5 separate regions of the Mus musculus genome follow, and regions 2, 3, 4 and 5 are each linked to region 1. The links are chromatin loops, found by intact Hi-C in ENCODE. Cell type or tissue: heart. All regions are shown on one strand. Links, peaks and the distances in the headings refer to the core of each region. The heading gives the core; the rest is flanking DNA.

Region 1 (6,129 bases), core at 391-5,390:
AGGAGATCTGACGCCCTCTTGTGGTGTGTCTGAAGACAACTACAGTGTACTTACATGTAATAAATAAATAAACCTTTAAAAAAAGAGAGAGAGAGAGAGAGAGAGAGAGAGCAGACCTGACGTAGAGGGGATTTCTTCAAGGTTCAGGATGTGGGTTTAAAAAAAAAATTCTTTAAAAATTTATAAAGAAAGAAAGAAGACAATCCATGCAAGCATTCTGGAGGGAAAGGCTGATCCATGAGTTCAAAGCCAGCCTGGTCTGCATAGAAAGTTCCAGGATAGCCAGGCCTATCAAGTCAGACTGTTTTAAAAATAAATATTTTTACCGGGCGTGGTGGCGCACGCCTGTAATCCCAGCACTTGGGAGGCAGAGGCAGGCGGATTTCTGAGTTCAAGGCCAGCCTGGTCTACAGAGTGAGTTCCAGGACAGCCAGGGCTAGACAGAGAAACCCTGTCTCGAAAAACCAAAAGAAAAATAAATAAATAAATAAATAAATATTTTTAAATTTTTATGATTTGTTTACATTGCTGAGAATCAGTCTAGAGATAATGTAGTTTTCCTCTACACTGGTATGACTCCCTAGGATTCATGTTTTTCTTCCTACTCCTGGTCAGGAGAATGGTAAGAAGGTGTGTCAGAACGGTGCAAAAAAAAAAAAATCACTTTACTGTCTCAAATGCAAGAGAATAAATTCTTTATAGCATCCTTAAAATGAAGTATGTCCTTATCTCTATCCATCCTGAAATTTCTTCCTTCAGATTCTATCAACTTAGATTTCAGCACTTTCTAACTAGCTCCTTTGCCGTTCTCTAAATTTGTCACATACATAACCATTTAAAATGCAAACACACAAGAAAGTTATTTGGATACAAACATAAAACACATTCAGTGTCTACTCCAGTCAACCACAACCCTGTTTAGTAAATAAGACGAAAACACAAGGTAAAAAAACCAACACAAGACTGGGAGTGATGGTGCAAGGTCTTTAATCCACCTCTTGGGTCAGAGGTAGATAGATCTCTATGAGTTCAAAACCAGCCTGGTCTGCATTGTGAGTTCCAGGCCAACTAGAGATACATAGTGAGACCCTGTCTCAAAACAGACATTTAAAAGAAAGGGGGGGGGGGGGAGGCGGGGCTGGAGAGATGGCTCAGCAGTTAAGAGCACCAACTGCTCTTCCAAAGGTCCTGAGTTCAATTCCCAGCAACCACATGGTGGTGGCTCACAACCATTTGTAATGCGATCTGATGCCCTCTTCTGGTGTGTCTGACAGCTACAGTGTACTCACATACATACATACATACATACATACATACATACATACATACATCTTAGAAAAAAAAACCCATAGGGTTTCAATCTGAATAATAAAATACTATAATGACATGATCGTAACTTCACACAATTGGGAACACGCTGTTTCACACTTTGTTATTGATTAGCTGAAATGCCTTAGATGGCAACATTTGCAAGCTAAAAGATTCTAAGACACTTGCTAAGTTCCCTATCATCAAAACTATTTGACACTTTGTTACTGATTAACTGAAATGTCTTAGCCACTTTTGCAAGCTAAAGGATCCTAGGATAGCGAGTAAATTGCCTATCGCCAATTTCAATTCAAAACTTCTAAAGCATGCCTTTCCTTAAAATCCAATCTCTAAAAAAATTAAAGTAGAAACCCTAAGTTTCTAGGCAATTTAAATGGGTTATCCCTGGTGATCTGTTAAAAATTGCAAGGAAAACATTCATCTTGACAAGCCAATTCAAGAATTGGCTTGGAAGTTTGAGCCTCGCTCTCTCAGCTAAGCACCTCTCCAACAAGACGGATGATCTCGAAATCCAATGCAAGATTCCAAATACAGTCGAAAAATGCAAATGAAACTACATCAGTCGCCACCTTCCAACCAGGTACTGCATTCAGTACCTCCTACATATAACTTCAAGTTAGCCTCTGAGAGCCAACAAGTGGTGGAGAGCTTTGGGACTGTCCTTTCTTCCCAGGGTCTTGCTTTCAGCAGAAACACCTAACACCTTAGATTCACTTGTTAGCAAGTAAAGGACCTCGACCAAATCTCACACTCCACAAACGAACCATCCATGTGCCAACACCTCTTTTCTAAATATTCCAGAAATAAACCTGGGAGAACTTGCCCGTCCCAGGCCCTCGGTCCCTATGGGAGACCCCTCCAGGATTTCCCTCCTCACTGAGAGACAAGCCCATCTCTTTTTCTCTCTCTAAACACCGAGAGCCACACCCCCCTTCCTTCACTTGAAAACTTCGGGACGCGCCACGGGAGCCCAATATCCCGCCCCTAGCACCCCGGCGCGTCCCTCCAATCACTCTGGGGTCAGATAAGTCAGTTTGCTCCCCGAACTCTTTACCAAGTCGCGGATGGGAGCCAGAGCCTGCTTCCTCCGGAGGTCGGGGTGCCAGGACGAAAGGCACCAAAGTGGTCAGGATGAGGAGACGCCGCCTCATGTTCCCGTCCACCACCTCTCTGGGAAACCTTCTCCGAAAGAGCGTTCGGGAAACTGCTCACATTGGGAGCGGAGGTGATCTTCCCAGCACGGCCCTGCAAACTTCTCCCTCCCGCGCCGCCTACAGGGAAGCTAGGCTCACGTCCCCGGAAGTGCAGGCGGCGCTCGCTGAGAGCGGCTTAACTCGTTTCCGGCCGCAGCCGGAGACCACCCCGCGGCCCACAGCCGGAAGAAGGGTGCCGTAGAGCATTGTGGGAGGCGTGGCTCGCCCCGCCCCGGCGCGGCGCCGGCAGAACGCCATCTTCTGGGCTCTGTTCCTTCCTGGTCCCTCTGGGGCCTGCTTGGCGCCTTCCTGGCCTTCAGCTGGCGGCGTCCTGACTCGACCCTCTCTCTCTCGCCTCTGTCCCCGGGTGACCGCGGGGAACGAAGGTGGGAGAGGATGGGCAGGTCCTTAGACAGGTGCGACCTTCTTCGTGATTAAAGTCCCCTTCAGCGTCTTTATTGAAGGGTCTGTGAAGTCTGGCGTGGGGTCAACTACCTGCCTATGGGATGGGGGCGTGAAGTCGGCCACAGTGCCCTGGAGATCCGCCCCACGCGGATCGGGTGTGCTGTTCGGCGACTTGCTGCGGGAGACTAGGTCTCTTGTCACTGAAAATGCTCAGGGGACTGTACATAGACTTATGCAAAGACATTTATTTGCTCCTTGGTTCCTTACTCTAGGCAGTCTCCTAGTGAACAGGAGCGACCATCTACCCCCTAACTCTTGTAGTTGGTTTCCCTACTCGACCCCTTGTGGTTTTGCGGTCTTTTTTTTTTTTTTTTTCCCTGTGTTATTGTTTGTGGTACTGAACATTAATAGCCCTGGTCAGATTTCAAGTCGTCTTCCAGAAAAAGATAAACTGATTTAAATTTGTTCGTTGTGGAATGTCTTGCAACATTTTCAACAGTTACTGACTTTGCACATTTTTTTGGGGGGCATGTTAGCTAAACTAGTCTGTACAACCGAGGTATAAACACTTTCACTAGGTACACATTCAAGGAATACCTAACCAAAAAAGAAAGTCACCCCCACAAATTAGATGCCAGCTTTTTTTTGTTTTGTTTTGTTTTGTTTTGTTTTGTTTTGTTTTTTTCGAGACAGGGTTTCTCTGTATAACCCTGGCTGTCTTGGAACTCACTCTGTAGGCCAGGCTGGCCTTGAACTCAGAAATCCGCCTGCCTCTGCCTCCCGAGTGCTGGGATTAAAGGCGTGCGCCACCACCGCCCGGTAGATGCCAGCTTTTTAATAATAGAAATGCTATGATATTTCTCTTGAGTGTCCAGGCTCCATGTCCCCAGGTTTGTAACTTTAGTTGACTGCAGATTATATTGTTTGTGTCGCCTAGCTTTTGTGCAGCTGAGCTATGTTTAGTAAATGCTATTTCAGTGGCACTCAGCCTTCCTAATGCTTTGGACCCTCTACTACAGTTCCTCATGTGTGGAGACCCTGAACCATAATTGTTTAATTGCAGCTTCATGACTATAATTTTGCTACGGCTATAAACGGTAATGTAAATAACTGCAGGGTACCTGATAATGGGACCCTGCACCCCCCAAAGGGATACTGACCCAAGGGGTTGAGTACCACTGTGCTAGGTTTTTGGTTTGTTGGGTTTTTTTTGGGGGGGGGAGGGGTGTCTGTTTTTGTTGGGTTTTTTGTTGTTGTTTTTCGAGACAGGATTTCTGTGTGTGGTCCTGGCTGTCCTGGAACTCACTCTGTAGACCAGGCTGGCTTCACTGTGCTAATTTTTAAAAAACTCCTGATCCACTTTATCATAACAAGTTTTCAGGATAAGTCCCAATTTTAAGTAGTCTTCAACATTCACAAGTCAGTATTCAAATTAAGATTCCAATTTGAAATTCATCTTTGATTTGACAATAGTCCATATCTTTAGGATAAAATAACTCCACCTGGGGGAGATGAAGAGCCAGAGGAACATCTCAGAGGGCCATGCTGGATAAAAGCCTGCAGGGCAGAACTGGCACCTACAGCTTGGTGGTGACCCATGCCTGCCATCCCAGCACTAGGAGGCTGACACAGAACAACAGCCAGGGCTATGTTAAATCAAGAGTCCCAAAACTGACAGTCGAAGCCTGACCCTCAAGGGTTTATTTTTGGGGGATTTGTCCTAGCAGGGGGAAAAGTGTGATGGGCTTTATGAGCTAGGCTCATTTTGTAACCCTGCCCAGGCCTTCCAGCTTCAGCCTCCCTGTCGCTAGGATGATGGCATGGGCCATCACACTTGGCTACAAGCCTTTATCTTAGTCTTTTGTTTTTGTTTTTTTAAGAGAAAAAAATCACCCCCATAATATCTACCCACTCACTGAGCCACCTTGAAGCCCTAACTGTCTCACCCTATCTGTCATAAAACCTTAATTTGGATGCTTTTTTCTGCTGCTGAATAAAGTTGATAAAGCTAGCCCTTCAAGAAATATGAATTCTCAAGTCTCAAAAAAAAAAATGCAGCTTTGTGGTGAGAATTTTAGTTTCTTTAAAAAACCAGTTAGGAGAATGTTTTGTTTTAATCCCAGGTGTGAGATAAGAGGCTGCTTCACAGCAGGTGATTAGGATTTGCCTCAGGCACTAGCAGGGGTGTGATCTTTGCCACCTGCAGATAATTTAATTCTGGGGACTGAGGTATAAATGGGAAAGTCCCCGAGAGGGCCTGTGGTGGCTTCTGCTTCCCATTGACTTTGTTACCGATTGTCAATTGTCCCTGATCGATCAGAGACAAGAGGAAACTGGAGATATCCTGACAACCAAGATTGGACAGCCCCAAGAAACTCAACGTTCCTACTGAGCAGGAAGTAGCCTATAGAGGTCTACACCCCCCCCCTTTGCCCTCTATCCTTCTCTCTCTTACCCAGGAAGTAGCCTACAGAGGTCTATACCCCCCCCTTTGCCCTCTATCCTTCTCTCTCTTACCTAGTGAGGGTAGGGGGTGGTTGGAAGGGATCAGGGTAGAATGAGGCTTGGAAGGGAGGTAGAGGTATAAGAACCCAATAAGACAGTTAAAAAACAAACAGCCGGGCGTGGTGGCACTCACCTTTAATCCCAGCACTTGGGAGGCAGAGGCAGGCAGATTTCTGAGTTCAAGGCCAGCCTGGTCTACAGAGTGAGTTCCAGGACAGCCAGGGCTATAAAGAGAAGCCCTGTCTCAAAAACACCAAAAAAAAAAAAAAAAAACAACAACAAAACAAAAACAAAAACTGCACCAATACTACTTACATATGACTGTACAAAGTTCAAGTACCAAGAACTCATTTCCAAGGTTTTAGTCCAAACAGTTCATACAAAAGCTTTTTAGAAAGAAAAAAACAGAAAAACAAACGTGGTACACAAAACTGCTCAGCGAGCCCGACTGACAAACACATTTGTCCCTTTGAGATAGGGTTTCATTTTTCCTAGGCTAGCCCTGGACTGGTTCTTGCTTCTACCTCCTGAGTAGTGTGATTTCAGGTGAGGTGTGTACAGAGTCGTTTGTGTGATGTGGAGGTTAAACCAGAGCTTCATGCTTGCTAGACAGGCACTCTACCCACTGAGCTACATCCCCAGCCTGGGGGGTTTTAGTGTGGCAGTAAACCAGTCATATTTCCCTTCAATCTGGAAA
Region 2 (6,129 bases), core at 689-5,688, 99 kb after region 1:
ATTATGGGTGATTGCTGGAATTTGAACTCAGGACCTTCAGAAGAGCAGTTGGTGCTCTTACATGCTGAGCCATCTTGCCAGCCCCCAAGTTCAATACTTTTTAAGAATATAAAGATGTGGGGCTGGCGAGATGGCTCAGTGGTTAAGAGCACCCACTGCTTTTTCAGAGGTCCAAGCTCAATTCCCAGCAACTACAGGGTGGCTCACAACCATCCATAATGAGATCTGATGCCCTCTTCTGGGGTGTCTGAAGACAGCTACAGTGTACTTACATATAATAATTTTTAAAAAAATCTTAAAAAAAAAGAATATAAAGATGTGCTGAGATCAGGTCTGGAAGATGCTATAAATAATGAGCACCTAGATCAGGAACGAAACTCCCATGAACAACTCTATCTTAGGCCAAATAAGCAGCTCAAGAGTCATTCAAGGACCAAGGATGCATGCAGGTTTTTTTTGTGCCTGTCTCTGGTAGAGCCTCCCAATACTCTGTCTGTCTGTCTGTCTGTCTGTTTTTTTTCTCTCTCTCTCTCTCCGTAAAATGTAACTTGAAATTTTTAAATTAAGATTTCTGTCTTAGAGTTTCATTGCTGTGAAGAGACACCATGACTACAGCAACTCTTATAAAGGAAAACATTTGCTGGGCAGTGGTGGCGCATGCCTTTAGTCTCAGCACTTGGGAGGCAGAGGCAGGCAGATTTCTGAGTTCAAGGCCAGCCTGGTCTACAGAGTGAGTTCCAGGACAGCCAGGGTTATACAGAGAAACCCTGCTTCAAAAAAAAAAAAAAAAAAAAAAAAAAACAACCACATAAATAAATACATAAATAAATAAAAACATATAATTGGGGCTGGTTTACAGTTTAGAGGTTTAATCCATTATGCCATGGTTGGAAGCACGGCAGGTTGCAGGCAGAGAAGAAGCTGAGAGTTCTACATCTGGATCTGCAGGCAGCAAGAAGAGAACTGAGACACACTTCCTCCAACAAAGCCACACCTACTCCAGCAAGGCCACGCCTTCTAATTGTGCTACTTCCTGTGAGTCTATGGGGCCATTTTCTTTCAAGCCAGCATAATTGCTGAGCTGGGATGTCCCTCAGTTGATAAAATGTTTGCCTAGTGTGTTCAATCCTTTTTTTTTTTTTTGGTTTTCTTGAGACAGGGTTTCTCTGTATAGCCCTGGCTGTCCTGGAGCTCACTTTGTACACCAGGCTGGCCTCGAACTCAGAAATCGGCCTGCCTCTGCCTCCCAAGTGCTGGGATTAAAGGCGTGTGCTACCACGCCCGGCTTAAAAAACATTTTAATCTTTCATTGAATATACTATAAGAGAGCAGCAGCTGGCCAGTAGCTAATGGGCCACACCCGTAGCTTTCTTTACACTAACCTTTCAACTGACTTATAGTAGTTATATTTTCTTGTGGTCATGGCATTACAAGTCCATTTGTGCATATACAATGATCCAATCAGGGTGTGTCTTAGGGTATTACTGTTGTGGAGAGACTCCATGATCAAAGCAACTCTTTTTTTTTTTTTTTTTTTTTTGGTTTTTCGAGACAGGGTTTCTCTGTGTAGCTCTGACTGTCCTGGAACTCTGGAACTCACTTTGTAGACCAGGCTGGCCTCGAACTCAGAAATCCGCCTGCCTCTGCCTCCCGAGTGCTGGGATTAAAGGCGTGCACCACCACGCCCGGCCCAAAGCAACTCTTGTAAGGACAACATTTAATTAGGGCTGGTTTACAGGTTCTGAGGTTCAGTCCATTATCATCAAGGTGGGAGCATGGCAGCATCCAGGCAGGTATGGTGCAGGAGGAGCTGAGAGTTCTACATCTTCATCTGAAGGCTGCTAGCAGAATACTCACTTCCAGGCAGGTAGGACTAGGGTATTAAACCCAAGCTCACAGTGACACACCTACTCCAACAATGTCACACCTACTCTAACAGGGCCACACCTTCTAATTGTGCCACTCCCTGAGCCGAACATATACAAACCATCACAGGGTATCTTAGGGTTTCATTGTTGTGAACGGACACCATAACCAAGGCAACCCTTATAAAGGCAAATATTTAATTGGGGCTGGCTTATATATTCAGAGGTTCAATCAATCCATTATCACGGCAGGAAGCATGGCAGTGTGCAGGCAGATATGGTGCTGGAGGAGCTGAGAGTTCTACTTCTTCATCCACAGGTAGCTGAAGGGGACTATCTTTTGCAGGCAGCTAGGAGGAGACTCACCATACTGGGCAGAGCCTGAGCATAGGAGGAGACCTCAAAGTCCACTTTTATAATGATAGACTTCCTCCAACAAGGCCACATCTCCTAATAGTGCCACTCCCCATGGCACAAGCATGACCACAAGCATTCAAGCACATGAGTCTATGGGGGCCAAACCTATTCAAACCACCACACAGGGTAATCAGCATTTCATCTCATGAATGTTGCTGCTGGATTGGAGCCTTCTTACCCCCCCCCCCCCACTCACACTCACACAGTGATTTTTCAGATGTGTAATTAAATTAAATTAAATTAGCGAGCCCAGAGCTTCCTAAGGCCTGTAGCTATGTCTTTCATGTTTCCCTGGCTTCTGTGGGGAAAGATGTGATCAGCGCCCCAGGGACTTGTAGGAATTTCATCTCTATCTCTAATTTACAGGAAATAAGCCTTCTCTTAGCTTCAGCTTCCCCGTTTGTATAATGCAGGGATTAGGTACGAAATGGCCAAGGTTGCGTCGAACGCTAACATTTGTTGATTTGGTGTATCCAAAGGAGACCTGATCCCCAGAAAAAAAGTGAGAGATGGGCAGGGAGAGGAAAGAAGGGAGTGAGGAAATGAGGGAAGGGGAAAGAAAGGAGGGGGAGGGAGGAAGGGAAGGGGAGAAAATGGAAAGGGAAGGGGAGGGAGGGGATGGGAGAAAGGAAGGGAGAGGGAGGGGAGAGAGGAAGGGAAGGGAAGAAAAGGGAATGGGGGAGGGAGGGGAGAGAGGGGAAGGAGGAGGGGAGGGAAGAAAAGGGGAGGGGAGAGGAGGGAAGAGAGGGGAGCAGCCCTTGTGTTTGCCCAGAACAGAAGCCAGGAGGCATGAAGGCTTTGGTTCCACCTATTTCTGGCTCATGAGTTCATCCTGAGGTCTATGCCAGCCCCCTGTGGTTTTTCATCTTTCCACTCCAGTCAACATGACAAAATGACTAAAAATACAGCACACCCCACAGTCTGGCCACCCGGCCAACACCCTCCCTTAAATCGACTCATTTTCTTAGGTGTGAGGTGGAAGAGAGCCAGGGGCAGGCTGTATTTGGAAGTTTTGACTCTCTGGCACTCCTCGAGGCTGAAGTCTGAACTCCAGTCTCCTCATATTGTGAGGATTATATGAAATAAGTGTAGATGAGAAACTGACCACAGACTGAGGGCTGGGTCCGTATCAGTTTCTACTTCCCTGGCCCTTTCCTTCACTTGTGCCCTTCTGGGAGTTTCTGTCACTAAGAAAGCTTATCCCTAGGTTGTGTGCTAAGTGAGGGATGAAGGCTACCCTCATCAGTTTTAATTGTCAGCCTGGCACTGACTAGAGTCATCCTCCACTGAGGAATCAATTGACTTGATCAGATTATCCAGGGGTCATGTCTATGGGAGACTCTCTTGATTGTTAATTGATGAATAAGGCTGGGCCCACTGTGGGCAGCACTACCCTCTTCCCCGGGTGGTCCTGGGCTGTGAAAGAAGGCTAGCTAAGCCTGAGCCAGCGAGTGGGCCAGCACACATTGCATATACATGGCTTACCCTTCAAGTTCTACTTCAAGTTTCTGCTCTGACTTCCTTCAATGCTGAACAGTGACTTGGAAGATGAAATCTTCCCTAAGTTGCTTTTGGTCAGTGAGCCTGGCCTTTAGCAATAGCTCGGGAAGATTTATCCCCAAAGTCCCATCATGCCCTCAGCATCTTAATTTTGAGCGTTGTCGCTAGTGCAGCTTCAGAGATTTCTTCAGATGTCCCAAGGTCCTCCCAAGAGGAGTCAGACTCCATCAGGCATCCTTCTGGAAGCAGTATGACTCTGCAGGTGTTTTCTGAGCCATGATTCCTGGGCAGGAGTCCAGTCCTCTTTCCCATGCCTCCTCTTGCTTCATTTATGGCCTAAACGAAGGGCTACTTCCAGGTGGGGTCCCCTATTTTCTGCATCACCTGACTCCATGAAGTGGGGTGATCCTCTTTATTTTATTTTATTTTTTTAAATCAAAAATCAAACACCTTTTCTTGGGGTTTCCCCAAAGGCAGTGTTGCTGTGAGTTTCTGGGGTCTTTATAGGTCTGGACGTATCCTTGCTTTAACCTCACCCTGAACAGGAGAGAGGTTTGGACAGAGCTCACCACCCCTCCCATTTAGAAGCTCTGGTTCTCCTATACCCCAGCTCTGACGAGCTTCCATTGAAGATGCTCCTCACAGTAGCCCTAGTAGCTTTAGAAGCGTCTATGTCTGGAAACTTGGAGAATGTTTGTCAGATGTTCTGAGATGGCCCAGAGTCCTGAGTCCTGATGTGGGTCTGAGCGGTCTAACAGAAGAGCATACATGGTTTCATGTTTCTGTCTCCTCTCAGAGGGTGATAGGGATAGTTGTCTTGGCACTCACCATTCATGAATGTGCTTAATCCTGTCCTCTGGTAAGAAAGGATGCCCTGAACTGTGGCTGCACATGTCAACCCTAGGAGCCACTTTTTACCTTCCTGACGCTAATATGGCTGAGAAAGAGCCTGCTAATGACAAGTGGAGGGGACATAAGGAGCCTTCCACCACTCCAGATATGTTGAATGAACTTATTTTCATTGTGTGTGTGTGGGGGGGGGGGGGAGAGGGGATTGGGGGAGGAAGAGAAGAAAGAAAGAGAGGTGGAGATCAGAGGACAACTTTTGGGAGTCAGTTCTCCCCTCTACTGTATTGAGACAGTGTCTCTGGATGTCTCTGTGTACTTCAAGCTATCTGACTGCCTCTGCCTCCCATCGCATTGTAGGAGTGCTGGGATTACAGATGATGCCTCCTTTTACATAGGCTCTGGGGACTGCCTCAGGTCACCAGGCTTGCACTTAATCATTGAGCCATATTAACAACCTGCTATTTATCCTCTCTCTTTCAACGACCCCTTGGCTCTGGTTCCAAAGGTCTCCAGTGTAGGCCGAGCACCCTCTATCTGAAATGCTTGTGATCAGAGGGGTTTGGGATTTTTATGTCATGTTTTGGGATATTTTCATGTGCACAATGAGATACCATGGGATGGAGTTCCAGTCTGAACACAGTCTGTTTCCTGTGTATTTCGTACACGTGATTGCAAGGCTGGAGGACAGAGTTGAGAGAGAATCTGAGAGGAAGACAGTCTGATGGAGAAGGTCATTGGCTGTGCATCCCACAGACACTCTGGGTGAAGAAGGCCATGTGGAGTCCACTGCCCCACCCTGGAATACCCCAGGAGTGTGATGGTGGTGGCATGGGAGAGCAGAAGAGGGAGCCCCCTGGCTGCTGGGCATGCTACTTCTGAGGAAGGAATTGGGCAGAGAACCCTACACTAAAAATAGAATGAGCCCCACTCAAGGCTGAGGACAACAGAGACTGAAGGACACTCCAGCTCACAGAGGTGACAGTGTAAGTTCCCTGAAGTAATAAAGGACATCTGGGAGAAAGGAGAGGAGTCGCCCTGTGACAGAGGCACAAAGTTGCAGGGCTTGGGAACCCAGGAGAAAATATTTACTTCAAGTCTCCATTTTCCAGAAGAGATCTGGATGCAGAGAGGGAGGATCTTGTCCCAGGACTCCCAGTTAGGAAAATGGCTATGATCCTTTTTTTTTTTTCTTTTTCCTTTTTTTTTTAAGATTTATTTATTTATTATATGTAAGTACACTGTAGCTGTCTTCAGAAACACCAGAAGAGGGCGTCAGACCTCATTACAGATGGTTGTGAACCACCATGTGGTTGCTGGGATTTGAACTCAGGACCTTTGGAAGAACAGTCGGGTGCTCTTACCTGCTGAGCCATCTCACCAGCCCACTATGATCCTTTTTGTCTCTCTCTTTTTTGTCTCTCTCTCTCTCTCTCTCTCTCTCTCTCTCTCTCTTTTTTTTTTTTGCTATGATCCTTTTTAAATAAAAGTAACTACAGGG
Region 3 (6,129 bases), core at 813-5,812, 170 kb after region 1:
AGTACCTTCATTAATTTGCAAATTGCAGAGACCCTCTCTCCTCTGGGCTTGGAGATCCTTTCCCTCTAACATCTATAATATCAAGAGTTTCCTTTGTTCTCCAGAGTGCTGCAGGATCCTTGACATATCCCAGCCTACCCTGCTGGGGACCTTATCATCTGAAGTCCATCTCAGCTCTTCTCTACTGCACCTGGAAAGAATTTTTAGTATCTAAAACAAATGTCAGGCTCTGGTGGCACAGACCTTTAATCCCAGCACTCAGAAGGCAAAGACAAACACATGTCTCTGACTTCAAGGCCAGCCTGATCTACAAAGTGAGTTCCAAGACAGACAGTACTACTCAGACAAACTCTGTCTGGAAACAAATAAGCAAAACAAACAAACAAACAAACAAACAAACAAAAAAAACAGATATAAATGTTCACGAAGGTGGCGACTTATTTTGTTCACAGGTAAATCTCTAAAATCTAAAACAACTTTAGTTTATGGAATGAAGCAGGGGATTAGTGTGTTCAACGAGGGAACAAGAGATAAATGTATCAAGAATTTATTAAACGAGACATAATTATATTCATAGGCAAACATATATACTTTTTACACAGGAGGAGGTGAAGGTACAAGAAAGAAATAGAGTCATGATTAGAAATCTTGGTCTGGGGATGTTGTTCAGTGGTGTGGAGTTCTTGGCGAGCATGCACTAGCAGGGTTTGGTTCCTAGGATATGGGAAGTTAAAAAAAAAAAAAATCCGAATAGACACCCAGTTCTAGCTCAACAACCTGTGTTCTCTACTTCAAACACTGAGAACACATTCTGTAAAACTCAGAAGCCGGAAGTCATGGCACACACCTTTAATCCCAGCTCTCAGGAAGCAGAGGCAGGTGGATCTTAGTGAGTTCGAGGCCAGTTATAGTCTCCTGAGCTGAATTCCAGGACATCCAGGGCCACAAAAACAAAACCACAGAAAACCCTCGTAGGTCTGAGCTCTGTCACTGGGGCCTGGTCCTGGTCCTGGTCCTGTACTGCCTGCTTGAAGCCTGGGTTGTGAGTCCCACAAGGGCAGCACAGAAGACTCCTGGAACGCAAAGGCAGAGGCTGTGTTTCCGACCAGAGCGCTCTCCCCGTCTCTCCCGGAAGCTGCGCTTGCTGTCTGGGTAACGGGGTCTGCAGCGGAGCCGCGATGGATGTGGAGGAGGTGGTAAGTACCTAGAGGAACGCGTGGAGCTCCCACTCGCGTTCCCTAACTCAAAGAGCCAGGGACAGCCAGGAGGAGGAGGAGCAGCGCCCGGGGCAGGCGTCGGCTCGGGGCGGTGACCCGCATAGGGGGCGGAGCGAGGGGGCGGTGGCCACTTGGGCCCGGAACCTGGCTGCTTGTCCGCTCTGGGAGGTTGCGGGTGGGATTGGGTGGAGTGTTTGTTCAGAGGGGGCGTGGGCCAGAAGGAGGATGAAACTGTGGGATGGCCACCCCCGTGGCTCCTTGGAGGGGATCACCCAGCAAAGCTCCCTTTGATGCTGGTTGCGCGTGAGGAAGAGCAGGACCTGGAACTTGGGTTGCCTCCAAGTAATCCCTGTCAGCCTGTCTAGGGTACAGATACCAGACCCTTGCCGAGGACGTTCTAATGTGCTTGCTATCTTAGGGTTTCTATTGCAGCGATGAAACACCATGACCAAAAAAGCAAGCTGGGGAGAAAAGGGCTAACACTTCTATATGATTGTTCATCATCTAAAGAACAGGGCAGGAACTTGGAGGCACTGAGGCAGATGTTTCAAGTTTTGATTTATTCATCCAACCATATAAAGGGTATCAACTGTATGAGTACTAAACGTTTAACTGGGTGCTTAGGGGTTCTACTGGAAGCAAAAGGAGCATATGGTCCACTTATGGTCTATATGGATTATAATTTTAGGTTTATCAATGTATTATCCAGCTCCTGGAGGCAGGAGCTGATGCAGAGGCCATGGAGGGGTGCTGCTTACTGGCTTACTCCTCATGATTTGGTCAGCTTACCAGGTTCTGTAAAACCTAGAGCTACCAGCCCAGAGGTGACACCACCCACAATGGGATGGACCCTTCCTCATCAATCACTGATTAAGAAAGTGCCTTACTGGCCTACCTGCCACCTGATGGTATGGAGGTATTTTTCTTAATTGAGCTTCCCTCATCTCAGATGTCTTTAGTTTGTGTCAAGCTGACACAAAACTATCCAGCACACGTGCCCACACCTCACTGTAAGAGTGGTTAGGAAGCTGCTGCACTTTGCATGCACTGTGAACATGATGGGTGTATTCAGTAGCTGACCCATAAGTCAAACACCAAAGAATTAGGAACCAATTCTCTGTGTGTGCACTGACAGAATAATGATAGAGGGACCCAAGGTAGACAGTAGATACTATCTGTATCCATGACAAATGTAATAATGTCTAGATAATACATTGATAAACCTAAAATTATAATCCATATAGACCATAAGTGGACCATATGCTCCTTTTGCTTCCAGTAGAACCCCTAAGCACCCAGTTAAACGTTTAGTACTCATACAGTTGATACCCTTTATATGGTTGGATGAATAGATCAAAACTTGAAACATCTGCCTCAGTGCCCCAAAGAAAAAGTCAACAGTGTTTTCAATCTTTGTTTGCTTTGATCATCCATACGGTGGGTCATCCTTTTCTCCCTCAGCTCTCCCAGAGAGTTTACCTATATCTTTGTTTCCAATCTAGCCCTGTCCACCTTTCTTTCTTGTTCTCACTCTGTATATTTCAGTAGTTTTATGGAATGGTTACTGCATTTCATGCTACTAAAGAGACGAGACTCAGGCTGGCAAGATGGCTCAGCGGGTAAGAGCACTGACTGCTCTTCCAAAGGTCCTGAGTTCAATTCCCAGTAACCACATGGTGACTCACAACCACCCGTAATGAGATCTGACGCCCTCTTCTGGTGCATCTGAAGACAGCAACCGTGTACTTATTTATAATAATAAACAAATCTTAAAAAAAGAGAGAGAGACTAAATTCTCCTTATTTTTATATACTGTCTGTGTATTTTTAGTTTGATTGTTTTTTAATTTGGGGGGATGAAATTGCCAGGAACACTAGAAGTAGAGTTCAGAACCATGGTGCAGTGTGTTGGCCTGACAATAACAGATTTCTGCCTTCCACAGAAAGCGTTCAGAGACCGCTGTTCTCAGTGTGCTGCTGTCTCCTGGGGCCTTACCAAAGAAGGCAAATATTACTGTACTTCCTGACACAGATGTAAGTAATGTGCCATTCACGAACTTGATTATGTTCTCAAAATTGAAGTTTCCGGGTGGTATGTGGCCTGACTCCTAAACAGTGCATCGGTATCACTCACTCAATGGCTGAATTCCAAGAATAGAAACAGGCTTTAAGAGCACAGACTTAGATTAAGAAATTTGCAAACTAGATTGGTGATGAACTTCTAAAGTTACGTTGAGTCACATTTATAAATGAATGTTTCATTTACACTCTATGCATATGGAAGTTTTTTGTTGTTGTTTTTTGTTTGTTTGTTTGTTTGGTTGCTTGGTTTTGGTGTTTTTGAGACAGGTTTTCTCTATATAACAGCCTCGGTGTCCTGGAACTTGCTTTGTAGAGCAGGCCAGCCTAGAACTCACAGAGATCTGCTTACCTTTGCCTCCTGAATGCTGGGATTAAAGGCATGTGTCACCATGCCCAACATGAAGTATTTAACATTATACTTGAAGGATATTTTTATTAGTTTTTAATGTGTTGTACCAGCTTAGAGATTTGGAGGATGGAGTGTTAGAATGCAGGGGGACTGTTGGGCATATTGGAACCAGGCTTCCTTACCACGTATCTTTGTGTAGTTCCTCACAACCTACCAAGTACTTTCTCATCCAGTATGTAATTTCTGCTTCTGTGAGATACAACAGTATGCCCAGAGAGAGTAAGCAGGGCTCAGGAGTCATTAGTGGTTTTTGTTGTTGTTGTTGTTTTAAGACAGAGTCTGACTATGGAGACCAGACTGGGCTCCCACTTAGAGATCCAAGAGAGCTAGCATCCAAGCCACGCACCACCACACCTGACACCACCACACCTGACACCACCACACCTGACACCACCACACCTGACACCACCACACCTGACACCACCACACCTGACACAGTTGAGTTTGTGGCTAATGCCACAGGAGTACAAAGACTTGGGACAAGACTTGAATCTGAGTCTTCTAACCCCATCATGCCTGTTTCTTAAACTAAAGATTGTCACTCTGTATTGTGTAGTCATGGTGTTCGGGGCCATCTCCACCCTGAAAGTTCTAGGTCCTGGTCTGGTGAGCATACCTTTAGGCCAGTAACAGAGTGTGGACAGCCTGATGCTGGACTAGCTAAACCTGCCATGACTGTTTTTCATAGGGAAGGATTTGCTGGAAGTGCAGAGCCAAGAAGGGATAAGCACTGCTTTCAGCACTTATTCAGAAGGGCTAGCTGGGGTGGAAGAGAGACTGTGCCCCAATGTAGAGCATGATAGGGACTGACGTGCCTTCCCACCTCAGACAACTCAAAATCTGCGCAGAAGATGTAAAACAACAACAAAAGCCACCTTAAGACACATAGCTAATTTAGCAGATGACTCAGTTTCACAAAGCACTTTGCTTTTTAAAAGGTATGTATATGTATGGGTATGTGCATGTGCGTGTGAGTGTAGGCGTCTATGGAGTCCAGCAGGGGGAGCTGGGTTTGGGATGGTTGTAATGGAACCCAAAGGCCTTCTGCAAGACCTGTGCATGCTCTCGGCCCTGAGCTGTCCCTCCTGCCCCACACAGGGTGTTCCTTTGAGGTGGCTTCTTTAGTCTATAGCTCAGGTGCTTGTTTGCTTCCTCGTTAGTCAGACAGGATATTGCCCAGATATATACTTAACTAAAACACTGGGCAATGAGGGAGCAGTGATCTCCTTGATCATGGCAGTGCAGACACGTCCCATCGAGATATATAAATGCTCATGTACACAAATACATCAGATTACACTTGAAATGTATGCAGTTTATCCTGTGCTTTGATGCTCACTGAAGCTCCAGTGGTTTAGTCAGTGTTAATTTTATAGTGTGGTTCAAATGTAAACATAGTGAAGGAGTGGGATGTCATAATGGGGGAGTCTCCATTTGCAGATGGAGTCAGGGCACTATTTTTATAGGCATTGAATAGCCATAACTAATGACTTCTTTTATCTTTATCTTTGATGTTTCTTGGTTTGGTCTGATTAAGTCAACTACCATCATTTTTAGTTTGAAACAAATATAATATTACTACTAAGCTCCATATTTAAGAGTCTCAACCCAAGGGAGTGAGGATGTACAGTTCTTGAAGGTGTATGACATTTTTTTTCTTTTCCTACTGTTCAGGGGCATGATCTAGTACATTCTGTGTGCTGGACAAGTGTCCTATTAACTACAGCCCTGGTCCCAATGTGTTTTTGTAAAAGGCTGTGACCCTGAGAAGCTGCCCTCCACACAATAGGCAAACCTGAGGGAAGTTATACAACTTCAATTGTTACTCTTGGCTTTACACTAACCCAGGCATATTCAGCACACAGAATAGTGTTCAGCTGTGCTTCCTGGAGTTGTGTAGTGTGGTGCTGTTGAAATTCAGTGGGTGAAGAATGACCAGTGAGTCAGTAGCCTGGGACAGGTGGAGGCTGCGATACAGCTCTCCTGACGGTCTGCTTCTCTCCTCTCCCCTCAGTGCACTGTGTGTGATTCTTCAAGCTCTTGGCACTGTGTACAATCCCAGCAAAGCCTTCTGTGTGGAAGGCTTTTTTCCTGGTGTGTTTTAGTCAGGAAAAAGAACTTAAGGTCCTTAATCTGGCCAGTTTAGATGACATATATATTTTTTGAAAACCCTTAAATATTTAATACAAGTATGGGCTTAAATTATGTGAGTTTAATAGATTTTGTAAGAACAGTGCATGCTCATTGAAGGAGATTGAAAACTATGTGGAAGCCCAAGTCACCGACACTCTGAGTCTACACTCAGCAGCTCCCGTCCAGTCTTTTGTTTTTCAGTGTATGGAAAGGGTTAGGGATGCTTGCGAGTACTACTGAGTATTTGTCTTGATGGTTTCTACTGTGTGGTTCAAAGTGTCACAGCTTT
Region 4 (6,129 bases), core at 731-5,730, 89 kb after region 1:
ATTTTTAATCCCAGCTCTCAAGGGGCAGAGGCAGGCTGGTCTCTGTTATTTTGAGTTGATAGGGAGAGGGAGAGAGGGAAGAGGATGGGGAGAGCAGGCAGCCTTGGGCATTTATCTTCTACTTCCACCTTGTTTGAGGCTATGTCTGCTGGTCTCTGATGCATACGATAGGCTAGTTGGCTTGGGAATTTCTAGGGACCCGTTTCCATCTTCCATTTCACCACAGAACACCGTGATTACAGATGTGTGTCAAGGTTTTTTTGTGGGTTCTGGGGATTCAAACTTAAGCCTCACATTTGCACATTGAGCACCTTAATCCATTGTTCCCCGTTCCCAGCTCCGCCATGTCTTTTTGTGGCTCTTTAGCTCTGGTTTTGTTTTGTCTCATTCTAAATACCAGGTAAGTTCCCATTGTGTGGCTGTGTTACAGACATTTCAATTGCTTCCAAGTTTGGGAAATCACGGATTAAGCTGATAAGCATTCTCACATAGGTTTTTGTGCAGACAAAAGCTTTTGGTTTGCTTGGGTCAATTCCAAGGAGCAATTTGCTGAATCATATGGTAGGAACCTGGTTAGTTTTACAAAAATACTTTCAAACTGACTTTCTAAGGGGCTGGACCAGCAAGTGGGAGCGGCTTCCCACCATCAGCAGCATTTGGTGCTTGGTGAGTGTTTTGAATGTAAGTTGTTCTTATGGGTATACAGTGGTGCCTCATTATTGTTTCCAGTTAATATTTCCTGAGGCACATGGTGTTGAGCATCTTTTTTTATGTATATTGTCCATCTGTGTCTATCCCTTGGTGAGGCATCTGTCCACATTCTTTTCCTTCTGCTGAACTGGGTCATTAATTCCCTTATTAAGTAGTTCCAACACTCGGAAGGCAGGGGCTGGAGGAACACCACAAGTTAAGTACTGCCCCATCTCTATAGGGAGCTCCAGGCCAGCTTGAATTACAGGGTGAGCATGTGGTCCTAGCATGTGGTTCGGTGATTAAGAGTACTGGCTGCCCTCCCAGGAAACCCAGGTTCAGTTCCCAGCACTCTCAGGGCAGTTAACAGCTGCCTCTAACTTCAGTTTGAGAGGGATTCAATGAATTCTAACCTCCAGTGGGTACTGCATGCGTGTGGTATACATACGTACATGCAGGCAAAATACCTACATACAAAAAATTAAATTAATAAAACAGTTAATCTTATAAATTCAGTGAATTTAAAAATAAAATATATAAATTATAAATAACGTATACAACTAGTTGATATAATAATATGCTTTTAATTGTTACCATCTTAACTTTGTTTTTTTATTCTTTTAATATTTTTGAGTCAGTGTTTTTTACTAGTCTCTCCCATTTCTTTAAAGATGTCAGAATGCATGTGAACCCTTTGTGGGAATCCTTCTGCTTTTGGCAGCTGTGGTGACACTGGTTTAATGCTCAGTCTCTGTGCTGGATTGCAGCCTTTGGAATCTTGTAGTCCTGGTGTGGTCACAGTAGAATATCTTCACTGAGCATGTCCTTAAAGGTTACTGAATGCTGTCCCTCAACTCTGTACAGAAAGCTGAATGCAGAAACAGCACCTGCTGTTGCTGCCATCTCCCAACCTCTACATTTATCTGTCTCTTATCAAACTGCTACAAAGTTTCCAATCTGTTGAGAAGATAGGTAAAGAGGTAGCCACTGAGCTGCAACTGAATTCAAGTCATCCCCTAGGCTCCCAGGACCCCACGGAACCCATCACACTGAGGCCTCATTTGCTACTACAGTCACATAGGCATGGCTTTTCTCGAGATCTAGTAATTTGAACTATAGATCCTAGCTGATAAAATTAAGTCCTCAATAATAATGGAGGTCTTGGCTCAGTGCTCTAAGTTTGGACCTGGGGAGTATCTGATAGACTGGCACTGATCAAGTGCTCACTTCTGGCCCAATCATCTGTGGGCAGATGATAATGGCATAGGGCAATCTAGAAGCTCCTACCAGAATCTGATGGTCAGAGTCAGAGGAGAACCTGTCTTCGGAGGAGAGTACTTGTCTCACAGAGTTGCTGGCTGACAAAACACTCTTTTCTCTCTATGATATGGACTTCATTCAGAAGGATACCAAAGAGTTTTGAAGAGGAAAAAGGTCCTGCTCTCCTATTGATCAAGGACAGGTATAGTAGACAAAGCATTTGAGATGGACAGTAAACAGAGGGGCTAGAAATGAGGCTCAGATGGAAGAGTGTTTACATAGCATGCAGGGAGTAGTGGGTTCGAGGCCCAGCACCGCATAAAGAAAGGTAGTAGCGTGTGCTTGTAATCCCAGAATTCCAGAGTTGGAGACAGGAGACCAGAAGTTCCAGGTCATTTTTGAGTGCACAGTAAATTTGAAGCCAGCCTCAAAGAGCTTGTCTCAAAAACAAACAAACAAACAAACAAACAAAACACACAAAAACCCCCCAAAAAACAAAAACAACAACAACAACAAAAAAACCCTGCAAGGCTGGGTGTGGTGGCACACACCTTTAGTCCCAGCATTTGGGAGGCAGAGGCAGGTGGATCTCTGTGAGTTTAAGGCCAGCCTAGTCTAGAGAGTGAGTTCCAGGACATCCAGGATACACAAAGAAACCCAGTCTTGAAAATCAAATTAACCAAACCAACTAAACAAATAAACAAAAAGCAAACTAACAACCACTGAGAATCATAAACAGCACAGTGAAGGGAAACTAGTTTGCCTAAGTCCAAGGCTAGGAAAATGAAAGCGAAAGCAAAAGGAGGAAGTGTTTTACAGTTGACCTTGACTGAAACAAACATATGTACAAATAAGGGCATGGTGAACTGGCAGAAACTCAGGGAGGGGTCAATCCGGAACCAGGTGCAAGGGCTGTAAGTCCTCGTTATTTGGGGTTTCACTGCCAGGCAGAAAACAGGATGCCCAATGAAGTCCAGGTTTCAGCAAAACAAAGGGTTTTTAGTGGCCATCTTTATACTAAAGAGTCATTCATTGTGTAACTGAAATTTAAATATAACTGGACATGCTGTGCTCTGCTCACCTTTACTAAATCTGGCAATCTTTTTATGGTGTTGTTGTTGTTGTTGTTGTTTAAGGACAGGGTCTCATTGTATCCAGGCCAGCCTCAAATTCAAATTGGCTTAGGATGACCTTAAGCTTCTGATTATATCGCCTCTGTCCTTGAATTCTGGGATCATAGGTGTGTTTCGCCATGCCTGATCAATGCATAATTAGGAGAACCTAGGACTTTGTGAATGCCAGGCAACTGAGAAACACTGCATCCTGGCAGTCTTGAACAAGAAACCAAAGAAGGCTTGGTAGTTTGAGGCTGTTGATCTAAGGCAAGCCCCAACACCTCTTGCATCTAAAATCTAGGCAGTGAAAACTTGACTTCCAGGAGCTATGCTCAGTGCCACTGGGTTCCTTTTCAGTTCCACACAACGGGATTTCCATTAACGTGTCAGTGCATTGACTGCAATCTTGAAATGTCTTTATGCCTTCCACTCTGTCACAGGCATCTTTTGTTACTATGCCAACTCAGTTGAAGCCACAGAATTCAATTAACCAAATACCCCCTTCCCTTGAGACTAGCTCAGCCATTAAACCACTGACATCATCCACGACCTGTTCTCTCAGTGAGTCAACGACAGAAGCAGATAGGAAGCAACAGTCAGGAGTCCCAGATGTGCAAATGTGTGGCCTGCTTTCTGCTTTCTTCCTCTGTGGAGAGAGTGTGGGACTGGGCTTCAGAAAGGAACACACAACTCTGGGCTTCCTGGCCATCTGGGAAGGAGCTCTGTGGACTTCACAACCAGGATCCCGAGGGAGCTATTAGGAGCACATTCAAAAGAAGGCTCTCTCAGCAATTTTCACTCAACAGAAAAGAGGCCCCTGGGCAAACACATCCTCTTTACAACACTAGTTCAGATGACCTGGTCTGGCTCTGCTCATTTCCAGTTTTCACGCTTGCTGTGTCCAGGGAAGATTTTTAAAATGAGATGTAATTTGGGATTCTGCTCTAAAATCCTGTAAAGTACTAGAGGTAGCAAGGATCTTTCCCTTCTAGAAGTTTCCATGTTGACTATATCACGGAAGGCTCTTCCTTGGGATTACTGCAGAAGAGGGGTAGGTAGCTGTCACCCCCTGCAGGGGGTACCCGCAGCCTATGAACACTCAGCCTATCTTCAGCTATGCCTCTCACAGTGTGGCCACAGTCACCACACTGGTCAACCATAGCAAAACCACCCAGAGCATCCTCCATTAGCACCCTTACCTCAAACCCTGTTCCAACGCCCCCCCCCCCCCATTCAAGGGTCTCTGGGATCTTGTGTTTCTCTTCAGCCTTGGGCCTGCGTGGGGTCTGTCTAGCTAGATAATCTGTTTTGTTTGCTTGTTAGGATCTTTTGTAGTATAGCCTGGCCTACAAGTCACTATGTAACTGAGGATGTCCTTGGACTCATGATCTCTCTACTCCAGTGCTGGGATTACAGACATGTGCTACCATGCCTGGCTTCCAGTGGTCTCAGTTCCTCCCAAAGGTAGTGCTGGACCCAGACTCCATCAGCACCCTGTACCCTCCATCCCACTTTCCTTTCTTGCATGTATAATTGTAGATGACTATAACAGAGAGTATGAATTTCATGTATAGACAACACACAGTGATCAGATCCCTCATCTCAATTAGAAAAAAATCTCTTTGTGTTAGAAACATTTAAAACCTCTCTACTAGGTATTTTAAAATTTGATTTGGCATAGTGGCCAGAGGCAGGAGACTTATGAGTTTGAGGCCAGACTCGGGGCACTTAGAGAGATCCAGGACATCAAGAACCCTGCCTCAAAAAACTGAAACAAGGACACTGGAGAGACTCAACTATTAAGAGCAATGACTGCTCTTCCAGACCACCTGGCTTCAATTCCTAGCACCCACATGGCTGCTCAGTATTTCCAGTTCTAGCGCATCCTACATCCTCACATGGACACACATGCAGGCAAAACACCAATCAGTGCACATAAAATAAAAATAAAAACATCATTAAAAACACCAAGAACAATAACAGTAATGAACAGCTGTTGAGTGGTGATACGTAGAATAGATGTTGATCCTTCGAGCCAAGTGTATTGTGCCTGCTAACCAGCCTCGTTCTATCCCTCTCCCATCCTCCCAGGCCCTGTATAGCACAATTCCACTCTCTGCATCTACAAAGCTATTACCTAGCCCTTTCCTCACCACGTGGGGCTGCTCTTAAGATTTTAGCCCTGGCCGGGCGGTGGTGGCACAGGCCTTTGATCCCAACACTTGGGAGGCAGAGGCAGGCGGATTTCCAGCCTGGTCTATAAAGTGAGTTCCAGGACAGCCAGGGCTACAGAGAAACCCTGTCTCGAAAAACAAAACAAAACAAAACAAAACAAAACAAAACAAAACAAAACAAAACAGCCAATATCAAACCAATAAAGGCTTCCTAATTTTTTGTTACACTTATCTACTTATTTTGTGTGTATGTGTGCACTCTCAAGGAGGTCAGAGGACAACTTTTAGACTGAGTCACATCTCCCCTTCCACCACGTAACAGGATCTGCAGCAAGTGCCCATATCCCCTGAGCCACTTTGCCAGCCTTTCTGTCATGTAGTCATTCATCCCTCCCTTCAGAGGCATAGAGGAGCATCCTTGAAGATCTACCTGAGCCATCCCAGCACCTCTATGTGTGCACACAGGGTCACATGACTTACGTCGCTCCACACAGGATCTTTTCCACTTAGGAACACATCTTCCAAAACTTCCCAGGTAGTATGGACAGATCTATCTTCCTTCCTTCCTTCCTTCCTCCCTCCCTCCCTCCCTCCCTCCCTCCCTCCCTCCCTCCCTCCCTCCCTCCCTCCTTTTCTGTGCCCTTGATTGCTGCTGTGCAGAAATAGTTACAAGACAAAATTCTAGAAATGGACTTAACAGAAGATATAGAGAAAGTATTTGGGATTTTTTCAAAGGCTCTTTAAAAGGTGGCAACACCTGGGCACAGCAGCAAGTGCCTTTATTCCTAGCATGTGCTGGTTTGGGTGAGAACGGCCCCCATATGCTGATATATTTGAATACTTGGTCCCAGTTGGTAGAACTGGGGGGGATTGGGTTGTAGCTCAGTTGG
Region 5 (6,129 bases), core at 457-5,456, 88 kb before region 1:
AGACTTCTTGGTGTTTACAGAGGATTGGTTCCATAACCACACAAGTGAATATAACCTACACACACAATCCCATACACTTTAAATAACTTCTAAATTACTTAGTGTAGCTAGGCAAGTACCCTCCACTGAGCTGAACATTATATCTAGTGTGAGTGCTACAGAAATAGTTGATATGATGTATTATTTACAAAATAATGATAAGGAAAGTCTCCACTTCTTTGGTACAGTGGAATTTCGGTCTTGTTTTTACAACACCTCTTTAAAAATCTGGGCTTGTTTAAACCTGAGCATGCAGAACCCATTAGCTGTGGAGAGATGACTACAAATTTAAATGCATATTTCTTTTTAAAAAAAAAAATTACTTATTTATTTTATATATGTGAGTTCACTATAGCTGTCTTCAGACACACCAGAAGAGGGCATCAGATCCCATTTCAGATGGTTGTGAGCCACCGAGTGGTTGCTGGGCATTGAACTCAGGATCTCTGGTAGAGCAGTCAGTGCTCTTAACCGCTGGACCATCTTTCCAGCCCCCATATTTCTATATTAATTTTTAAAGTTACTTAATAAAATGTGGTTCTGCTGGGCAGTGGTGGCGCACACCTTTAATCCCAGTACTTGGGAGGCAGAGGCAGCTGGATTTCTGAGTTTGAGGCCAGCCTGGTCTACAGAGTGAGTTCCACAGCCTGGGCTATACAGAGAAACCCTGTCTCGAAAAGACAAAAAAAAAAAAAGTGGTTCTGTTGTTAGAATCTTAAAGCATCCCCACAGATCCTTGGCGATGATTGGATATCACCAAGGCCTTTGCAACTTCTCAAAACTTGCTCTGCAGCATCAATCCAGGAACTGAGATGGGGAAAGAACTGGTTAGTCTTTGATATCTGCTGCTGTTCTGGGTGTATGTACTTAATCAAATTGTTCTTGCTTCTAAATTATTCATGCTTAAAAATGAGCCAGGGGATGCTATCTGTCAGCTGAAAGTTACACAGATTCATCAAATGCAAAAACTGCCAGAGGCTCCGACCTGCTCCTCCCTCGTCTCTCCCACTCAGGCAATTAAGCCATCACTGGTAGGAACCAGAAAATCATCAATCCCTCACTGTTCTTCAACCTTCACATCCAACTAAGGACCAGGATCCCAGGTCCATGGCAGACTCTGCCTCAGCTTGGTAACCAGCCCCACATCTTTGGGGGGAACTAATGGCATTCTTTCAGCGTGAATGTGATGATCCTCAATCTATAGAAAACGCCCAAGTTCACAGTCTGACACACTTAAAGAATCCACACACCCACTATAGAGGCTTTGTGGGTAAAAGCCCTTACTTTTAAAAAAAGAAAAGGTGTGTGTAGGAGTAGATTGCCCCTGGAGCTGGTGTTGAGCCACAAGCACCAAAACTTGGATCCTCAATAAGACAGGTAGATGCTCTTATCCACTGAGTCAGCTCTCTGAATGAATGATCTTGTCCTACAGAACTCCTTGTGGCTCTAAGGTCTGCCTCCACATTTTAGCCACAAAAAGAAGGAGGAGGGGGGCTGGAGAGGTGGCTCAGCGGGTAAGAGCACTGACTGCTCTTCCCGAAGGTCCTGAGTTCAATTCCCAGCAACCACATGGTGGCTCACAACCACCCGTGATGAGGTCTGGCGCCCTCTTCTGGTGCATCTGAAGACAGCTACGGTGTACTTACATATAATAATAAATAAATCTTTAAAAAAAAAAAAGAAGGAGGAGGAGGAGGAGGAGGAGGAAAAGAAGATAACAATGATTTCTTTCAAACACAGATCAGAGCTCAGTATTATTAGGCCGTTGTTCACCGGTGTCCTACTAAGATTTGACTACTAAGATTTGACTAAGGAAGGTCAAATCCCTCCAGCAAGAACCCACCCAGGGCTCTCCAACCACTCTCTCTCAAGCTTGTCTTCAACAATGAGCTACACATCTCTCAGGAACGCAAAGCCACTTTGGTTCTGAGCGGTTCTAAGCTCCTGTATGTTCTTATACTATCTAACTTTCCCTCCCACAGAACTCTCATTTTGTAAGTTCCTTGGCAACTACTTGCCTCGCACAACTTATTTCGGGCCTTTTAAAGAAAGCCTTCCTTGGACTTTCAGGTTGGACTAAAAGACATCAGATCACAGCATTAAAATGTCATCTTCTTCTTTAAACTCCCACTCCCTCAACTAACTAGTGCAAGGCGAGGCTGAATTGGTTCTCAGTAGATAGACAGTATAGCGGAAGAGGACTCGTTACAGGGTTCTGACAATTGCCCTAGGAGGTGATATCCAATAACGTCGCCAAGATGCTCCAGAAACCGCTAGCCCTCACTCTGGCCCATCTGGAGCAGCCGGTCCCTAGGGTCATCGGAGCCTTCCGAGCAGTGAGAACGCCCAGCTGCATTCACGTGAGTCAACCAAGCCAGAGATTCAATAACTTGTCCCACATCACAAAGTTTACTTGGGGACCCCGACAAGATCAGGCTTCCAAAGCTCTGCACACATGCCTCGCACAAGTGAGGATGTAGACAGCTAACTCCAACCCCACCTGGGTGCAGCAACAAGCAGAGGGAGGCCTCAGGGTCTTGCGGAGCCTGGTCCCCGGGGAGGCAGGCGGTAGACCTGTCACGGGAACGCGGGTCCCTCCCTGACCGGGCGCCGAGCTCCTCTTCCTTTCCCCGGTTTGCACTCTGTCGGTGCCTCAGCCTCGGGACGTGGAGGGAATGGGAGGACGGCGGGCTGCGGGGTACTCCCCACACACCCGCACCCTCTGGCCCGGCTGAGGCGAGGCCCGGTTCTCACCTCGCCTCCTCGGCTCGTTCCCCGGTCGCCCCGGTCTCGCGGGGTGTGGGATGGTCCAGCGGCGGCGGCCGGTAGGTTATTCCAGTTCGTATTCCAGCTCCGGCTTTGCCAGTTTTCCTGCCCTGGTCCGCTGGGCCACGCCCCTATCATGCGCAGGCGCAGTCTTTAGGCCGCGCCTCCAGTTCCTTAACCGCACCTCCGGGAACCTAAAGAACCTCGTTCTCGAACCGGAAGTTGGAGGGCCGAATCTAGCTCCGGGAACGCTAGAGCGCCGGAAGTTGTGTGTTGGTGGTGGGGGTTTTTTCTTCTTTGGTTTGCAGTAGCTGTGCTTTGAATTTAGAGACTGCGGCGACGAGTTCGTGGTCCACGCTGCTCCTGAGACTGCCAGGATGTCTGCGATTCCTGCAGAGGAGAGCGACCAGCTGCTGATCCGACCCCTGTAAGGGATGCGCTAGAGAGGGAGCGAGCCCCCCTCCCCGTATGTGTGAGAGCCTGGAGGGACCCCCGCGGAGGCAGCTGCGGGTCCAGCCTCTCAGGTTCAAGGGATTTGGAGAACATTGATCGATGGGCTATCTAGGTTGAATGTCATTTTTCCTTCAGTCTCGGGGAGGGTATTTTGGGGAAAAAAAATCCAGGTCATTGGGTGTTTTCATAAAGAAAGGGTTGCCAATTAACACAAGTCTGGATCTCGTACATCAGAGCAAGCCTTGAGGGAACCGACAGATAGAGGACACTGCAAGGAAGAACTGCATCTGCCTCCTTTCCAGGACCCTACACGTGCTCAGATGGGCGGGGAAATTAAAGACGTGGTGTATGTACTTTGAGAGCTCAGACCTTAGCAGAAGGTAGGAGGAAATTGGAGAGGGGAAAGCTGAGGCGTTTCCGCGAGAAATTAAGAGCTAAATCACCATAAAAGATTGGTTTTAGTGGAAATGGCGTTCTGGAATATTTTGTAGAGAATTGCCTCACACATTTAAAGGTGCAGAACGTACTGGATGAGCGGTGAGACTCATCCAATACACGTGGTTGTTGTTCAGCATGAGACACTATTTGGCACCACATGAATGTGTACATTTTCAAAGGCCGGAAACTATCTCCTTTACCCACTCATAAAGTAAGATTTACTGAGCACTTACCAATGAATGTACCCAAGTGATGCTGTCATCTCCCTATATACACTAAGCAAATATCAAACAAAATCACCAGGCATGGGCTGAGTTCATTGATTTCACGCCTTTGGTGAAATTGTAAAGTGGGGAGTGCTGGAATGAGTTTGTGAAAATAGACAGCTACGTTGGTGTCAGACCTGAAACCCAGTCTTCCTGTTTAATACGGAAGTAGCCTCAATGAACCCACTTCCTCATGTGGAAAAAAGCACTCACTGTGAGGAGTGCTTGCTCTTGGGCAGTGCAGTGATACCAGTGACCGTGCTCAGTGCTCATTTTGACATCTGTTTCAGGAGTATAGGTCAGCACTGTGCTGAGTCTCAAAACAGTTGGAAACTCTTCTGACAGATCTCACGCATTCTGGAAATGTGATTGACATTCGAGCTAAGGCTTAAAGAGTTGGAAAAAATTAAAGACAGTATTGGAACCATAATGTTCCAGGCGCACACAAAAGGTTCTGATTTATGGCCAGTTTTACTTTGGTTGCAGGTAACAGATTAGCAGACGGATTGGGGCAGGCTATCTCTACCTTATGAAGGACCTTGTATACATACTAAAGAGCTTGACTGTTTATCACACCAGTTATAGTAAGCCGACAAAAGATTTAAAGCAACTGTGTAATACAGTGGGAATTAGATTAAAGTTGTGGCTACTTTCCCTTTTGAAAGCATTCATTCAGTGGCCTTTTGCTCGTGAGCCACTGAGCTGTCCTGAAGGGGCAGAGTGAAAACATCACTTTTGGGGGAAGTGGTGACATGTTGTTTGCTTCAATCAGTGTTGTGACAAGAAAAACAAAGAACAACTCCAGTGTGGTAGACGAATATGGACGAAGTGAGGAGAATCTGGTAGGATGTAATCACAGTCCAGTCCTGAGTGATGAGAGCTGGTAGCCAGTGAAAGGGGTGGGGGGGAGTAGAAAGGAGTGGATTTGAGGAGTTCAGGAGTAAAGTCTTGACAAGTGGTCAGATGTCATCTGAAGGGACGGTGGCAGGACACAGGCAGAGAGTACACGTCAGGTCTCTTGGTTCTGTACAGGAGGTGCAGCAAGGGAGAAAGTTTGATCTTGTTGTTTGGTGGGAGTTGTAAATATGTAACTTACCATACCTTATAAAGCTGTGCACTTCGATATGCGCTTGTTTGCTTTGGAGTATGTATGTGTCTGTAGGTTTTCTGTTAACATAGAATCTCGCTAGGTAGCACACACTGGCCTGGAACAAACCCATGACAATTCTCTTGCCTCAGTCTCCCAGTGTTAGGATTACAGGAGTGTGTTATCCTGATGAGCTCCAATGGTTTTTAGTGTGTTTGGGGAATTATATAGCCTTTGCTATGACTGTAGTGCCCAATCCCATAGCCGACACCTGCATTACCCTTTCTAAAGAGCACATTAGGCTCCACGCTCAGGTCTCGCCACCCTCCCAAACCTTCAGCAACCACCTGTCTATTTTTCCTTCTCTGTGGAGTTGGCAGTTGAGAAGGTGTCTGAGAAGATGAAACCTGACTGAGACCCAAATGTTCTAAAGGAGCCTGATGTGTAGGGAGCTGAGAACCGAACACTCCAGGAAGAAAGAGCCAGTCCAGGGGCCTGTGAAAACTAGCTTGGCCTACTAAACATGAAGTGCCTGGCAGCAACCCAGCAAAGAGGCTGAAATGGCAGGTACATGTACCAGAGGGCTAGAATTCAGAGCAGTCTGAGCTGCAGACACAGACTCCGAGTTCAACAGCATGTCGGATGCATGAATGGAAAGACCATGAAGTTGGGAAGAGGGCCAGGAGAGACTCTGAGATATTAGCATTCAGAGGTTAGAGAGCCAAGGCAGATAAGTGAAGAAGGGGAAAAAAAAAAAAAAAAACCTGGGAAAGCCAGCAAGACAGACCAGAGTGTGGAGTCAGAGAAGCCAGGAAGTGCTTGAGGGAACACTTAAGCAAGGAAGGTAATGGCTGCCAAGGGGACTGGTTGGGTTAAGGACCAAGTAGAGCTGTTTGCACTTAGCAGCAAGAACAATCTCAGAAAAGTAGCTGGAAAAGGCTGGTAAATAAGAGTGGGGGTTTTTAGGAGGGGTATGTAGACAGGCAGCTCTGTGGGGAAGCTGACTTAAGAACAAAATGAGAATCATGGAGATAAAAATCAAGGAATTTTAATTGAAGACAAAAAAAATGACCATGGAAT

What was found. Peaks named below come from ENCODE experiments on the same cell type or tissue, not always from the same donor. Only the 100,000 strongest peaks of a DNase experiment are listed, where the experiment ranks them.
Region 2: it touches region 1 in a loop (2.2-fold over the local background); 4 of 42 quality-filtered maps call a loop at or near these places.
Region 3: a loop joins it to region 1, with 2.7 times the contacts of the local background. A loop is called at or near these places in 4 of 42 quality-filtered maps.
Region 4: it touches region 1 in a loop (2.8-fold over the local background); 4 of 42 quality-filtered maps call a loop at or near these places.
Region 5: a loop joins it to region 1, with 5 times the contacts of the local background. A loop is called at or near these places in 9 of 42 quality-filtered maps.

Annotation. Positions count from the first base shown.
Region 1 is chr12:21,370,953-21,377,081 of GRCm38, forward strand. Adam17 (a disintegrin and metallopeptidase domain 17) reads right to left here and starts at 2,680. Exons shown (of 19, transcript NM_009615.6): 1 at 2,384-2,680. The coding sequence starts at 2,480. In heart, for the core only: a CTCF peak has its summit at 2,610; a DNase peak (open chromatin) is centred at 2,719; H3K4me3 peaks cover 2,247 bases; H3K27ac peaks cover 1,778 bases.
Region 2 is chr12:21,469,468-21,475,596 of GRCm38, forward strand. No RefSeq gene overlaps it. Among named protein-coding and RNA genes, the nearest start is that of Gm4419, 55 kb to the left of the region's middle. In heart, for the core only: CTCF peaks have their summits at 3,316 and 5,483 (motif pointing right); a DNase peak (open chromatin) is centred at 3,184.
Region 3 is chr12:21,542,150-21,548,278 of GRCm38, forward strand. Gm31676 (a long non-coding RNA gene) reads right to left here and starts at 1,377. Exons shown (of 2, transcript XR_381320.2): 1 at 1,205-1,377; 2 at 532-1,073. It overlaps LOC115487949 (a long non-coding RNA gene), which reads left to right and starts at 1,092. Exons shown (of 4, transcript XR_003950113.1): 1 at 1,092-1,196; 2 at 3,160-3,250. It also overlaps the pseudogene Gm19196. In heart, for the core only: a CTCF peak has its summit at 2,959 (motif pointing left); a DNase peak (open chromatin) is centred at 1,302; H3K4me3 peaks cover 825 bases; H3K27ac peaks cover 685 bases.
Region 4 is chr12:21,460,042-21,466,170 of GRCm38, forward strand. No RefSeq gene overlaps it. Among named protein-coding and RNA genes, the nearest start is that of Gm4419, 45 kb to the left of the region's middle. In heart, for the core only: no CTCF peak of the experiment used is centred there; DNase peaks (open chromatin) are centred at 2,830 and 3,750.
Region 5 is chr12:21,283,313-21,289,441 of GRCm38, forward strand. Itgb1bp1 (integrin beta 1 binding protein 1) reads right to left here and starts at 2,972. Exons shown (of 7, transcript NM_008403.5): 1 at 2,794-2,972. It overlaps Cpsf3 (cleavage and polyadenylation specificity factor 3), which reads left to right and starts at 2,985. Exons shown (of 18, transcript NM_018813.3): 1 at 2,985-3,232. The coding sequence starts at 3,183. It overlaps Gm25821 (a small nucleolar RNA gene), which reads left to right and starts at 4,615; the gene lies at 4,615-4,747. In heart, for the core only: CTCF peaks have their summits at 1,652 (motif pointing left) and 3,051; a DNase peak (open chromatin) is centred at 2,959; H3K4me3 peaks cover 2,350 bases; H3K27ac peaks cover 1,587 bases.